Linked DNA regions of Mus musculus: region 2 is linked to region 1. Evidence: chromatin loops called from intact Hi-C (ENCODE). Cell type or tissue: left cerebral cortex. All regions are shown on one strand. Links, peaks and the distances in the headings refer to the core of each region. The heading gives the core; the rest is flanking DNA. Region 1 has its middle 4.3 kb from the start of Cd24a. Region 2 has its middle 7.8 kb from the start of Gm34481.

What was found. A loop is a pair of places that touch in the nucleus more often than their neighbours do. Peaks named below come from ENCODE experiments on the same cell type or tissue, not always from the same donor. Only the 100,000 strongest peaks of a DNase experiment are listed, where the experiment ranks them.
Region 2: it touches region 1 in a loop (2.3-fold over the local background); 1 of 42 quality-filtered maps calls a loop at or near these places.

The regions. Positions count from the first base shown.
Region 1 is chr10:43,572,677-43,577,070 of GRCm38, reverse strand. No RefSeq gene overlaps it. Among named protein-coding and RNA genes, the nearest start is that of Cd24a, 4.3 kb to the left of the region's middle. In left cerebral cortex, for the core only: a CTCF peak has its summit at 1,961 (motif pointing left); a DNase peak (open chromatin) is centred at 1,946.
Region 2 is chr10:43,664,489-43,668,882 of GRCm38, reverse strand. No RefSeq gene overlaps it. Among named protein-coding and RNA genes, the nearest start is that of Gm34481, 7.8 kb to the right of the region's middle. In left cerebral cortex, for the core only: no CTCF peak of the experiment used is centred there; DNase peaks (open chromatin) are centred at 756, 997 and 1,769; H3K4me3 peaks cover 292 bases.

The DNA of each region.
Region 1 (4,394 bases), core at 144-4,143:
CGCAGGCTCGCTCCTATGTGGTGTTTTGTTCCGTTCTCCACCTGTGCAGAATCTCCCGGGGAACGGACCGATTCTGTGTTTGCAGGATGTTGGCCATTCTGTGCCCAGAAGGGGGTGTCCTGACCTATGACCCCTGAAGCCTCAAGTGTAAGAGCCCCGCTCTGAGCTGGCTGCTGGTGAGCTGTCCTGCTCCTCCAGCTTTCCACGGTTCGCTTTTCTCTTAGGCAACAAGAGCTCAAGCTGCCACTAGAAGGAATCTTAACGTTAACCCCAGTTCTTCTTTAGAACATGACCAATTTACACTTTCTGGAGAAGCTGTAGCATGGAGTGGTTTTGAAACTGATTGTTCATGTATTAATATGTGTGTGAACGGTGGTAACTAGTAAGGTCAGTTTTCTCTGGTTTTCATGGAATTGCCTATGACGTGCTTTCTGGTTGCTGTTTGACAATCGCTGTGTATCTTGGGCTGGCCTTGAACTCGGATTCCTCCTGCCTCAGCCTCCAGAACGCTGGGGAAATCACCGCATTCTGGACATTTTGGATGTTGGTCCTGTCCTGGGTAAGACTGTAATGGCAGGGCATACAGTTCCTCTGTGCTCAACGGAGAGGAAGGCTGGCCACCAGACAGGTGCAGCACTCAAGAGACTCTGGGTCCAGCCTGTTCTGCCCGTTCCTAGGATCCTGTCTGACTTCTCGTGAGCATCCCCACCTCCCAACGCCTAGAGTACAACGCCTGTCTGGTGGACCCACATGCAAAGGATAAGGCCCTAACTGAACTAATTCCAACATTTAGCAGAGTGCTGGCTCACAGGACACAGCAAGCTGCCTCTGCTGTTGCCGTGGGCATTATGTTATGCTGTGGCTCTTTAAATCATACTCCTTTTCCCCCAGCAGCATCTTTGCATATCTTTGTGTTTCTTTTTTCCTTTCCTCTCCTTGCCCATTTACTTATTTACTTACTTGCTTTCTTACTTTTATCATTGGGGGAGGAGGAGGGGGGTCTACATGTGCCACAGCACACATGTGACAGTCAGAGGACTGTGTTGTCTTGCTACCAAGTGGATTGCAGAATTCAGACTCAAGTCATCGGGCTGTCTTCCTGTTAAGCCATCTGTGTGGCTGTGTGGCCCGAAATGCCCGCCCTCACATGGTGTTTTGTGTGTGGGTCTGTGAGGTTGACAGCGCATCCGTATTGTTTTTTATTCTGAAATAAAACAGAGATGTTAAGAAATCTGGCCCCAGCCGCAGAACCAGTTATGATACCACCTCTGAAGTTACAAAGCTTCCTGACCCAGGTTTCCAGTCCTTTCTGCTTTGCTGAAAAAAAACAAAACAAAAACAAAACAAAACAAAAAAACAGGAGTCAGGGCGGAGGATGTAGCTCAGTACTACAACTGGCCTAGCGTGTACAAGGCCCTGGGTTCAATCCCCAGTACGTGGGAGTGAGGGCAGGAATGCAGAGACTATGTCCACCCCATGTCCTCTCCTCCTGGCACTCAGTATTGGATAAATGGACTAACATTAAAGTATATGGTTAACCTGCATTTTGATTTTTAAAAGATAAGTCTTATTTTTAGGAAAATAGAAGATTAAATACAGAGCTAAATTATTTGACATTTTTAGCAAAATGGATGTGAAGTGAGATATTAATACAATAAAGTATACTTTCTGGGCTTTGCTGTGTAAACAGTGCCTGAAATAATCACATTTAATTAAAATCCCCTTCTACTTAATGATGCTGGTTTTACAATACTTCTTTCTTTCCTGTTTCTATGCTGCCCTGCACTTAGCTGGCATTCAGTTCTTCAGTTTGTCTTGGTCTTTTAGGCAAGCTTTGTTCCTCTCTTTCACCAGCCCCAAGCCTGGAGGCGGGGAAGTGACAAAGTGGGTTAGTATTCTTGCTAATGTGGTCCAAAGTCCCTGCTGAAGGCGTCTCCTGGACACTCTATGGGGATGTGCTGCCCTCTGCTGGCCACATGGATTATTAACGCTCATTGTCAAAATAATAAGTAGATTTAGACAGAGATGATATATTTTTCATCTAACAAAAAGCCCTGAATTTTGTTTTTAAAAAAAAATCCTGAATTTTTGATCCTCTGGAAGCTAATAAGCCACAGTGAGTTTCTTTTAGAGTTATGGGGTTTTTTCTCCTATAGCTTTTTTTTTTTTTCAATTTCTCCCAGATGGTCAGCTTCACCCAACAAGAAAACAGCTGTAAATAGAAACAGTCCAGACTATGTTTAGATGCAAACTGAGTAAGGTGGCCCATGCTGAAGTGTCCCTGTGTGGAAGTTGCTACTGTTTAAGGGAATTAAATAAAAAGAAGGCACCCTCTTAATGCCTTTGGTCAAACTGTGAGTTCAGAGTTTTAGGAAGTGTTGTCCTGCAGGGATATGAGAAAACGCTTTTAGATCTGTAGGAAAGGATGCATCTATTGGTGTTAATACAGCATGTCTCCCTCTGCCAATTCTAATGCTAAATTTAGTCCAAAGATATATTTGTACAGCCTGGTGGGGGCACACCCTTTAATCCCAGCACTTGGGAGGCAGAGGCGGGTGGATCTGAGTTGGAGGCCAGCCTGGTCAGCAGAATGAGTTCCAGGACAGCCAGGGCTACACAGAGAAACTCTGTCTCAAAACATCAACTATAATAAAACTGACTTGTACAGAGTAATGTGCAATAATTAGTTGCTGTTTGGTAACAGGCTGAAAAACACTTAACTATCCAAAAACCGAGACCTAGTTAGAGAAATTAACATATCTATACTATTAAATAATATAAAGTCACTAAAGAGTGCAAAAGGACATTATATTCTTTATATATTATATGTATTATGTGTATATATGCTATATGTGTATGTATATGTATGTGTGTTACGTGAAGATATCACTATGGTAAATTCTTAACCTATTTTATTTTTACATGCATTTATTTATTTGTTGGGCAAGGGGACATGCGGATGCAGAGAAGAGCTTACAGGAGTCAGGTCTTTTTCCAGGGGGATCAAACTCATGGCCATCGGGCCTGCAGCAAGCACCCCAGTGATGGACTCTAGACGACCCTGTTTACCCATGGAGTTCAGCTTGTTTGGCCAGTTACTCCTGGACATGGGGTCTGCCCTGGAGTGCATATTTTATTATTTTATGTGAATGGGTGTTATCTGCATGCATGTCTATGCATGACACAGGTGCAGTGCCCAAGGAAGCCAGCGGATACCAAACCCCACAGAGCTGGAGATGGCTGTGAGCCTGGGTCCTCTGGAAGAGCAGCCAGTGCTCGTAACTGCTAAGCCACCTCTGCACCCACAACATTTTCTTTTCCTTTTTCTTCTTCTTTTTCTTTTTCTGTTTTAAACAGGGTCTCGTGTACTCTGGCTTTGACATAGCTAAAGAGACCTTAAACTTTGATTGTTTGTTTTGTTTTTTGAGTGAGATTTTTCTCTATGTATCCCGACTTTCCTGGAACTCAGTACGTAGTCCAGTCTGGCCTTGAACTCACAGAAATACTCCTTCCTCTGCCTCTCAAGTGTTAGAAATAAAGGCATTCACCACCATTTTCAGCTCATGATAAATTAGTAAGTTAAAAAAAGTAAGATCAGCACACGCCTTTAATCCCAGCACTCGGGAGGCAGAGGCAGGCGGATTTCTGAGTATGCAGATAGAGTACTCATAAGGTAAATAAAAAAATAAATCTTGTTTTTTTAAAAAGTAAGATCTGGAGTTGAAGAGATGATTCAGTGGTTCAGATTGCCGGCTGCTCTTCCAGAGGACCCAGGTTCAATTTGCAGCACCTACTTGGTAGCTTACAAGCTTCTGTTACTCCAGGTCTTGGGCCTCTGACACCTTCTCACCATCTCCATGGGCACTAAGCATACATAGACAAAGTATATACAGACAAAACACCCATACATATCAAAAAAAAAAGTTTTTAAACCTTGGAAGTACCAGAGTGTTATTCCAGGCCTCAGAAGACTGAGGCAGAAGGAATACCATGACCTCAGTGCCAGAATGGGCTACAGACAGAATGCAGGAGTTCATTAGCCAGACAACCATTCTGAAATGGCATGGTTCAGAGCCAGTCTATGGATCACGGGAATAAATAATAAGATAAAGAGTAATAGAGGGGGCTGGTGAGATGGCTCAGTGGGTAAGAGCACCTGACTGCTCTTCCAAAGGTCCAGAGTTCAAATCCCAGCAACCACATGGTGGCTCACAACCATCCATAACAAGATCTGACTCCCTCTTCTGGTGTGTCTGAAGACAGCTACAGTGAACTTACATATAATAAATAAATCTTTAAAAAAAAAAAAAAAAAAAAAGAGTAATAGAGGAAGAAGATACCTAACCTATAGCCTCTCCAAAACTGGTATAAACAGATAGACATACAAACTCAAA
Region 2 (4,394 bases), core at 107-4,106, 92 kb before region 1:
ACGAACTTACTCCCTACACAAGTACTATATAAACTGTCTTTTAACAGTCTGCAGATAAACCTGGTATCCTTTGTCTGATTACATTAAATTGAAGTTTTATTTTGAGACAGTATTAGCTGTGTGTCTCAGACTGGGGGTGTGTCTTCATGCCGGGCCTATCTTTCAATGAGCTCTGGAAAGAGGAATATGGACTTCTATGCCTGGCTCTATATTTTTGTTTTAAACATTTAAAGAAGTTGTGACTAAAACGTACAAAACACCTTTGGTAAAAACATTTTGACAGCAGGGGAAATGAACGAGTCAAGCGGTTGGATCAAAACCAAGAGTTCAGTACACAAAAAGCTGGAAAGCATTACCAGCCCTCTTTCCGTAATATCACAGGCAGCTGCAATTAAAACTGACATATGTTTTAGGAATAATTGCAATAAAAAAAAAGAAATCAAGGAACTGAAATCATGTGATTCAGGCTGAAGATCGCCATGGGTGGGGTAGAAGTGAGGGAACCTTACAGTTGAGTGTAGTTATAAAGGTCTTTTGGTTCTGATAATATCGTCTTAGCACTTGTAAAATTTAAATAGGCAAAGCAAAAAGAAAAAGGAAAAAAAATCAGCAAAGTCTAGAAATATAAATGTATAAAATACACTGGATATTTTTGCTCTCTCCCTGAATAGCTACTTCCTCACCCCTCCCACGAGTCTCATACCACAACCTTAGCCTGCATATGAGGCAATTAGACAAGACAGGAGGAAAGAGGAAATTATACCCCTAGAATCTACAGAAGAGGAACTCACTATCTGGTCACTGGAACTCCGGCCCATCCCCTCTGTGCCACTCCCCCGCATCTGGACGTCCACTGTCTCATCAGTGAGCAATAGCTTTAACGGACACTTCACCCCACATCTGCACGGGAACAAGTAGTCCACTGCTAAATGTGTTTAGAAATAAAGCTATCTCCGTTCGGCAAAACTACTAAAGCGGGTTGCTTTTTCCTACGGCAAACACGGTTGCCATGGTCAGGTTCAGCCTACCCTTGTGAAACCATCAGATAGCTGAGTTGGGAAGTGACTCAGCTCCCAGAAGGTGGACTGAGCCCACACCCTCACACCACTACCTAAAATGTCTCCCTTAGGCTTTATTATTAATTTTGCTGAAGAGATCTATAATTGGCCAGCATTTTACACGCACGCTCGTTTCTTCCGTTTCAAAATTGGTAAAGTAAAGCCCACTCCTCCCGTTTATAGTGGAACCAAAGTGCAGGTCCTAGCGCCTCTTCATCTTCATCAGCCCCGCTTCCGGCTGCCCTTCCCCTCTCTCACATGTGAATCTTTATTCCTCTTCCATTGAGGTCCCCATGCGCAGCTCCACTTATAAAACAGGGCTCTGTTTGCTTAGCAGCCCCTCCTAGGTAACAGGGCCGTCGTGGTGGCAGACCCCACCCAACAGTGAGCCCTAGATCCCAAGGGAGTCGCGGCGACTGCGGCGCTCTCCTCTACGGTCGATACAATGCGAATCAGATAGATTGTATGAGTCCCTTCCCGTGTCCGCAGGAATGTGCAGGGCTAGTTCAACACCTTTGGGCCCATTGTCTCCTACCTGTTAGCGGTTAGCTAACTGTAAATCTATACAGTGTAGGCCCTGTGTTAACAAGTGAAAGTCATGGGAGATTTTAAAACTGTCTCTACGCTTCCTCCCCGGTTTCTTCAGAGGCACGGTTCTAGAAAGGGGGCGTGCCTCACTTCATCCTTCTCTATCACGGCTCTGGCAGAAACTACCCAAGATTTTGAGCCGGTTCTGAATATATCTCTGTAAATGTTGATACTTTTTTAAGGAGATGGTTTCCATTCCCACGGGGAGTCGGACATACTTAGTGACCCACTTCTAGGGAAGTGGGGACCCACTAGGACTCACTTCTTCATGTGCGGCTTGGCGCACATGGTGGGTTATCACCTCCCATCTTTACTTTACTTACGTTAGAGTACACTGCATCTCTTTCTTGGCTTACTTGCATGGAGTTAGAGCACACAGAGGGAGAACTGAAGTCTCCTCCACTAGACATATTAGAAATGCACCCTAACTTGAGTGACAGCTGGACCACGCCCACACCCACACCCTCCCCCGTGAGAGGCCTCAGCCGGAGCTGCTTCTGATGCCTGACCCCCAGTGTCTGTGAGAATTACAGACATGTGAGGTTTTGAGCAGCTCTGTCCTGGGGTAATGGTGATAGAGTCATGTATCATTAACACAGCCACCCAGATAGCAGATCTAATAATGGCCTCGTTTCCACTCCCTGCTTAACTAAAATTGGAGTGTTCATGTCACCCTTTTCTTGTTCTCTGTTCCCTTGCAGAGTCACAGGCCATTCTTCTCCCTTGCCTTCTGCAGGGCCCCAGGGTGCCACCTTTCTTGTCCCTCTGGGTCCCCATGCTCTGTTCTCCTCTCAGCTCCCATTCCACATATGCTGTCTTATCTGATATTATGGTTTTGTTTACACTATATCCCTTTGATGGAGTGCTAACTCAAACTCTCAGAGGCAAATGGAAAAAATATTGCCTCCTATTGAGGAATACTGCCTGGAGTGAGCCATAAAATTCCTCAAAGATCTGTAAGAATTTGGACCCAATGCAACATTACCGAGGCTAGATTCCATCCACACTTGAGGGAAGATGGGACCACAAGTCTCGGTCCCACCAACACAACATTAAGTAGCAGAGAAGTCTCTCTCCAAAAGAGGAGATAACAGTTGGACAGTGTGGGTCTCCCTTCTCCCTGGGGGTCACTGGCCACTGGCCCGAGAGGACAAAGGGAGTGGAGGCGGTGAGCAGGGTTTAGATGGCTGTGAGTGTGGCCAATGGACTTCCAGAGACCACTGCAGCGAGACAGCACTTGATTGTTCCAGGATTAGAGTATACAAGGGCTTTTAGGGGTGTAGGTGGTCACAATACAGTACCTAACTATCATGCGGGCGAGCGGGAAGCCAGACCGGGTCTTGTGAGCTGAGCTAAACAGCTCTACAGAAGGTCATTCTTCAGATAAGGCCTGGCGTCTGTACTCAGGGATACTCTCCAGGCAAGGTCAGGCAGAGAAAGGGGAGCCCTCCAGAGAATGGGAGTCCTCCATTTTGTACTGAGGTCAGAGAACCATCCAGTCAAGGGGCATTGCGACCTTGAGAGCAGGGTTCCAACAGATAGAAATGGCAAACACCCACCATACTGTTGTAGACAACTGGCTCTCCCGTTGACCCTCCTGCTTCTCTCTGGCCGTGGTCTGCATAGCAAAGAACCAGACAGCTCTAGCAGGAGATCTGGGCACTGTGTTTGGTAGGAAGGGTTGTGGTAGGAAAGTGTCATGCACCATACATCATATAGCTCAGGAAAATGAAATTATTCCTACAGTTTTAGAGGCCAGAGGTCCCAAACTAAGGTCAGGGACTTGACAGTTAACGGGGGAAGATCTTTGGCAACTTGTTCTTGCTTCCGGCAGTTTCTTGGTTCCATCTGGTCTCTGCCCCCATCCACACACAATGTTCTCCAATGTGCATGATTATCTCTGCATTCAAATTTCCCCATTTGTGTAAAGGCACGACCTGCCTCGTATAAGACCTCAGCTTCGTTATATATGCAAAGACCTTGTTTTCAAGTTAGAGCACTTTCCAAGGGACTGACCACTAGACTGTCAACATGAATGAGATAAAGTGGGAGAAATTCAGCCCTTCCCAGGCCCTGTAAGAACACCAACAGAATCTATTGAACCCGTTGGCATTTCCTGGTCTTATCATTCCCTTTGTTCCCCAGACTGGCTCCTTGCCTTATAGATCTTATCTCAGTCACACACATCACCACGTGCTCTGTCATCCAAAGCAGGACTCTTTGTTCTTATCTAGCCAGCCATTCAGTGAGTTCACAGAGGTACATCATAACTGTTCATTAAATGGGTCTCCTTCCTTCCAACCCAATGTTGCTAGTTGTTCTCAGGTTCCTAGAGTTTTATATCTGGGTGTTACAAGCACCTCCTAAATGCTCTGATAGTCTCCGTCGGTAGTTTTCTGGATAGTCACTGCAACACCTTTCTCCTCAACCTGTCCATCAAATACAGATGCCCGTGTGCTCTTTCAAAACCTCAAAGGTTTCCTGACAATTCCATAAGCTTTTCACTAAATTTGAACAACTTCTGTAGCACAAAGTTCTTGATAATGCCCACCCCATTCCATCACACAAGCCAAGTCCCTTCATAGCCTCCCCTCTGGGCTAGTCCTGAAAGTTCTACAGCTGTCCTTTGGGTCCCCATCAAGAGCCTGTCAAGAGCCTCCTCACTCTCAATGCTCGGCCAAGGGACTTCCTCGGGGAAGTCTTCCTCATCTGGACTCCCCCTGTCCATCTCACAGCCTCTCTGAAGTC